Regions from separate parts of the Homo sapiens genome. Here region 1 is linked to region 2. Evidence: chromatin contacts called from ENCODE Hi-C or POLR2A ChIA-PET data. All regions are on one chromosome and are shown on one strand. The core of a region is the stretch at or near the end of the contact, and the rest is flanking DNA. Distances in the headings are between cores, read along the strand shown. Region 1 holds the start of ETHE1 (ETHE1 persulfide dioxygenase). Region 2 holds the start of ACTMAP (actin maturation protease).

What was found. A loop is a pair of places that touch in the nucleus more often than their neighbours do. ChIA-PET counts read pairs that join two places held with the same protein, here RNA polymerase II (POLR2A). Pooled maps may share reads with other maps.
Region 1: a pooled map shows a loop between it and region 2 (8-fold over the local background). The contact joins the promoter of ETHE1 here to the promoter of ACTMAP in region 2. A Hi-C loop is called at or near these places in 2 of 50 pooled maps. POLR2A ChIA-PET finds 5 or more read pairs at or near these places in 2 of 52 experiments (CD8-positive, alpha-beta T cell and WTC11).

The regions. Positions count from the first base shown.
Region 1 is chr19:43,525,951-43,529,245 of GRCh38, forward strand. ETHE1 (ETHE1 persulfide dioxygenase) reads right to left here and starts at 1,251. Exons shown (of 7, transcript NM_014297.5): 1 at 1,147-1,251; 2 at 565-709; 3 at 251-399. The coding sequence starts at 1,227. RefSeq lists enhancers at 1-402, 403-907, 423-602 and a silencer at 1,213-1,402.
Region 2 is chr19:40,749,227-40,751,726 of GRCh38, forward strand. ACTMAP (actin maturation protease) reads right to left here and starts at 1,251. Exons shown (of 6, transcript NM_198476.5): 1 at 255-1,251. The coding sequence starts at 577. It overlaps SNRPA (small nuclear ribonucleoprotein polypeptide A), which reads left to right and starts at 1,977. Exons shown (of 6, transcript NM_004596.5): 1 at 1,977-2,255. The coding sequence starts at 2,183. RefSeq lists enhancers at 702-1,327, 1,019-1,258, 1,799-1,868, 1,956-2,500 and silencers at 1,459-1,598, 1,863-2,045.

The DNA.
Region 1 (3,295 bases), core at 1-2,500, 2.8 Mb after region 2:
AAGGAAACTCCTTAAATGCTGTTGACTTAGGAGTTCCGCCAGTGCCCCACCTGCCCAGAGCCTCTTGCCCCAGTGCCCCACCTGGGTTTATGGTGCCCCCCTCCCAGAAATATGAGCTCAGGGGTCAGAAACCCAGGTCCTGAGGTCCCTCCTCCCCAAGGACTCAGGATCCCAGGCCCCCAGTCCCCTCTTCCCTTAAGTTTAAGAAGTCCAGGCCACCACCCTCTTGGGGACCCAGCACCCAACTCACGAAGCGCCCGAAGCGGATGGAGTCTCCATCCTCAATGTGTAAGTCAGCCTGGGCCCCACTAAGGCGGGAGATGACAGACTGGCAGCCAGGGAGGAGGGAACGGAGCAGCCCCGAGCCTGTAATGTGGTCCGCGTGGCAGTGGGTATTCACTGGGAGAGAGAGGAGGGACAGGTCCGGAGGGTACAGAAAGGACCTGGGAGTCCCAGCCCAGATCCTTCTCCCTCAGACTCAGGAGTTCTGGGCCCCAGCTTCCCATTCCACTGACGCTGCAGCCCAGCCCCGCTGGGATCCATGAGTTTGGTCCCCGGACTGACCAGCATAGAGCAGCCGCAGCCCCAGCTCCTTGATCAGCTGGGCATCCCGAGGCGCTGTTTCCAGGACTGGGTCGATCAGAACGGCCTCCCGGGACTCTCTGTCACCCAGCAGGTACGTGAAGGTGCAGCTCACAGGCTCGAACATCTGGGAACGGGGGACCCAGGTGAGGGCGCAGAACCGGACTTCCACCCACTGGAGGCCAAGTAGTCCAGACTGACCCTATCCTCTTCCTAAGATCCAGAAGCAGAAACCCCAGCCCACTCTTTCCCCGGGAGTCGGGAGTCCGGAGCCCCACTACCTTCCCCTATCAGAACAAAAGAGTTCCAACTTCCTAACATCCCAAAATCAGGGTCCCCAGCACGTTCTTTCATAGAGGACCCAGGGGTCTGGCCCCAAGCCCAGAGGCCCCCAGACCACTCACCTTTAAAGGACCCAAGAGTCCAGCCCTAAACCTCCACCCCGCTTTCCGCAAGATGCAGGCGTGGGTCCCCCCGGATCTCTCCCTATTAAGAGACCCCGGAGTTCCGTCCTTGCTGCCGCCTAGTGCCCAGCAGTCCCCTCCTAGGTCCAGCCACCCGCACCTGCCGCAGGAGGATGGGGGCTCCAGACCCGCCGCGCTGGCTCAGCTGCCGCCGGGCGACCCTCAGTACAGCCTCCGCCATCGCGCCCACTGCGGGGTCAGGAATGAGCGGAGGCCGAGCGCCTGCAGGAGCCGGGCGCTACGGCACTGACCCCGGGAAGGGCGGGGCGGGGGCGGAGCACGCCTTAAAGGGGCCACGGACGCCTGGGGCAGAGGGCGGGGGACCGCCGAGCGGGACTGGGGCGAGGGCGAGACCGAGGAAAGCCAGAGTGCAATGCCTGGACGCTTTGAGACCCAGAAAAAACAGAGAACAGGGAGACACTCAAAGTGCGAGGGACAGACGCTCAGAGACACACAGACATACTCATGTAGGAACAGAGATAGGGAGAGAAGTAGAAACCCAGGGAGAGGCCCCAGTACACTCATAGCCTCGGGGCCGTTTTTTTTCCTTTTTCTTTTGTTTTATTTTGAGACAGAGTCTCGCTCTGTCACGCAGGCTTGAGTGCAGTGACTCGATCTCAGCTTACTACAGCCTTAAACTCCCGGGTTCAAGCGATCCTCCAACCTCAGCCTCCCGAGTAGCTGGGACTATGGCACGTTGCCACCACACCCGACATTTTATATATATATATTTATATCTATATATATATTTATATACATATATATATATACACACACACACACACATACATGTATATAAAATTTGTTTTTTGCAGAGACGGAGTTCTCACTATGTTGCCCAGGCTGATCTCGAACTCCTGAGCTCAAGCGTTCCTCCCACCTTGTCCTCCCAAAGTGCTGGGATTACAGACGTGAGCCACCGCGTCCCGTGGGGCCGTTTTCTAGCAGGTGGTAGGATAGTCATGGTTAGAAAAAGATGTTCGGTTCCGGGAGGCAGAGGTTGCAGTGAGTAGAGATGACGCCACTGCACTCCAGCCTGGGCGACAGAGGGAGACTCTGTCTCAAAAAAAAAAGATATTCGTTCGGTTCCAGGTCATTAATATCTTGAGGGACTTTTGAGTGGGTGCCTGGTTACCAGAACAACACTTGATCCCATTAAAGTTCATCCAGAAATTGCATAAGCATTTTATCAGGAATGTTTCTCTCTTTCCAGGAAGAAATCTTAAAAAAAAAAAAAAAGATAATTTTGCATTATCTCTTGAATAATCAGATTGGGGATTATTCATCTTCTGTTGGGGTGTGAACCTCTGAAAAGAGCTTGTGTTCATTTACACCAAGGACCTGGGGCTGAAAAACTGTAGTCTCAAGTCATGAGCTGTCAGAAAGTCTGCTCTTTGTAATCGTAGCAGTAGTGAGAATAGGACATCCCACTCTCATCTGGAGGATCTATGTCACTTTGTGACATCAGAGCAGCCTTGATTTCCAGCCTAGGGGCAGAGCTTTTTTTTTTTTTTTTAATTGTTAGAATTTTTTTTGTAGAAACAGGGGTCTTGCTATGTTGCCTAGGCTGGTCTCCAGCTCCTGGCCTCAAATGGTCCTCCCACCTGGGCCTCCCAAAATGCTGGGATTACAGGTATGAACCACTGAGTTATCCTGTCCCACAGCTTCTGAGGAGGGGTTTCCTGCAACAACATTTATCTTAATTCTGGAGTTTCCAGGGAATGGTCCCTGGAGCTATTTTCAGAGCAGCCCCTGTGTGAATGCCTTTACACAGAGAAGGCCTGCTTTTCCTTAAGCCTATCAAATTGCTTCATTAAAATTTTATGTGGCCGGCTGGGCGCGGTGGCTCATGCCTGTAATCCCAGCACTTTGGGAGGCTGAGGCGGGCGGATCACGAGGTCAGGAGTTCAAGACCAGCCTGACCAACATGGTGAAACACCATCTCTACTAAAAATATAAAAATTAGCTGGGTGTGGTGGTGCACACCTGTTATCCCAGCTACTCAGGAGGCTGAGGCAGGAGAATTGCCTGAACTCGGGAGGTGGAGGTTGCAGTGAGCTGAGATCGTGCCACTGCATTCCAGCCTGGGTGATGGAGACTCCATCTCAAAAAAAAAAAAAAAAAAAAAAAAAAAGCATATGGCTGAGCTCATGCACAGGCACTTTGAGCACTTTGGGAGGCCTAGGTGGGCAGATCACTTGAGGTCAAGAGTTTGAGACAGCCTGGCCAACATGGTAAAACCCCATCTC
Region 2 (2,500 bases), core at 1-2,500:
GTGATCCACCCGCCTCGGCCTCCCAAAGTGCTGGGATTACATGCATGAGCCAAAGCACCCGGACTGGACTGGGCACTTGTGAGGACAGCTTTCTTCATTGCTGGAGGCACACCACCATGGAAGAGATCTAGGTGGGGGACCTAAGTAGTCAGCCTGTTTGATCTTGAGGACACGGGAACCCCCCCCCCACCCCAAGAGATCTGTGAAGTGTCTAGGGCAGAGCCTGGGTGGTGGGTGGGGCATGGAGACCCTACCGGTCCTTGTGTAGTTTCAGAAGCCTCTTCACATCTTCTCTGCCCTTGGGGACCGGGCCGGCCTTATCAAAGGCCTCCTTCAGGAGCTGGCTCTTCTCCAGGCCGAAGACATGACGGGGAGCAGGCCCTGTGGCAGCGGGTGGAGGAGGCAGTGGGAGCGGTGGGGGAACAGGGGTCTGCTGACTCCAGGGAGGGGATGGTAAAGCTGAAAAGTCCAGGGGACTTGGGGGTAGAGGAGGAGATGGAATGCTGCTGGCTTGGGGTACAGGGGTTTTTGGAGGAGAAATTGGTGGTTTTAGGGGAGGAGAGCATGGAGAAGTCATTTTGGGGTCTACAGGAGGTGTTGAGAGGTTCAGAAAGCGGGGAGGGAAGGATCCTCCAACGGAGAACGGTCTCAGGGATGGAGATTTTAAAGGTTTAAGAGCTGAGTTCCAGAATCTGGGGACTGAGCAGTGGGTGTGAAAGGACCAGGGCTAATATTTGAAACCACGGGAGCAGGAATTGCGAGGCTGACTCAAGTCATAAGGCACCTGACGGTTAACAGGGTGGGGTCCTTAAATCCGGAACCGGATCTGTGGTACCGGTTGGGTTACCTCGGGAGTCTTAGGTGGAGAGTTAGTAGGAGTTAACTCATTCTTTGGGGCTGGATGTGGAAACTCATGAGTGAGTTTGGGATATGAAGGCTCAGATCTAGAGTGAGGTGCCTTAAGGATGCGACTTAGGGACCCAGGGCTAAAGATTCGGAGAACTTAGGTTCAGTACCCCCTCACATCCCAGGCCCGAGTTCGGAACCTTTGAGCTGACCTTTGAGTCAGAGGTCAAGAGGTCAAAAAGGACACCTGGCAGGGAAAATGGCCTAGTTGTGGAGAAGGTCCTGGAACCAGAGCAACAAAAAACGTCTGTGGGTTGGAGAAGACTCAGAGATCAGAGGCCGGTGGGCGCCGCGATAACCACTGGAAAAAGGAAAGGAGTCAGGAAGTAAAGTGCACCTCCCACTCCCGGAAAATGGCGGCCCCCGCACACTGCCTTTCCCATATCACGTGGTATTACACGCAACAGTTCCCGCCCATTTTGCGATCACGTGACAGAAAACGCAGCTCTGGCGGGGGTAAGAGGCGGGACTCCAAAAAGGATTGCCTCCGGAAGACACCGCAGCGCGAGACGCGTACAGACTCGTGACCTTCACTGATTGGTCCGTAGACCCGGGCGCCACGGAAGGAGGTGGGCTTTCAGGGAGTGGGGCGGGGTTTTTCTACCTAGGCGGGAACCCAAATATCGTTTTGATTGGCAACAGCTGAGCCCAGAAACGAGACTTGCTCTGATTGGTCAAGCTACTGCGTTTCCGCGCGGCGATTGGCTGGCAGAAAGGCAGAGGCGGGGCCAGGAGAGAAAGCTTTGTGGTTTGGTCTCAGGGAAGTAGCAGGCGCCGGTTGAGAGAACTACGGCCCTGTCGGAAGGTAACCTCCGGTGCAAACGACCATCGGCGGCAGGCGAGCGGTACGCTTGGCGTCCGGGCCTTCCTGGGCCCGTCTGAGGAAACTTGCTGCTCGAGGCCAGGCTGCCTAGGACCTGTCCCTTTTTTCTATACTGGCTCCCACATCCGGGTTTTTTCTCCGGGACGGCCCTTCGGATGCTTGGGCCAATGGGAATCGCCATTTAGGGTGCTCCGCCCACCGGGTCGCGTAGAGCATCCTGGAAGTCGTAGTAAATCTCTCGAGAGTTCTCTCCGCACGCGGGCTGGAGAAGCGGGTCCTACGCACGCTTTGTTGTCGCGCTTTGCCTCCGTCCTTGCCCCTACTCCCGCCTTACCTGACTTCCTTTTCGGAGGAAGATCCTTGAGCAGCCGACGTTGGGACAAAGGATTTGGAGAAACCCAGGGCTAAAGTCACGTTTTTCCTCCTTTAAGACTTACCTCAACACTTCACTCCATGGCAGTTCCCGAGACCCGCCCTAACCACACTATTTATATCAACAACCTCAATGAGAAGATCAAGAAGGATGGTGAGTTCTCGGGATAGTCCGGAGTCCAGACTGTCCCGCACGGGCTGGCCCCTCTTCCGTCCCCTGCACCCGCCTCTCTTTCTAAGTGTTTGTCCAGCCAAACTTCGAGTTAACTCCTTGGCCTTTACACAAACTACTTCCTGTCTTCAACACTCCATTAGTTCATCTTACACTCTGCCCTTTAACGTGGTCACTGCTGCTCATCTTACAAGGTTTGAGGTCACAGGACCCTTCCTCCAGGAAGC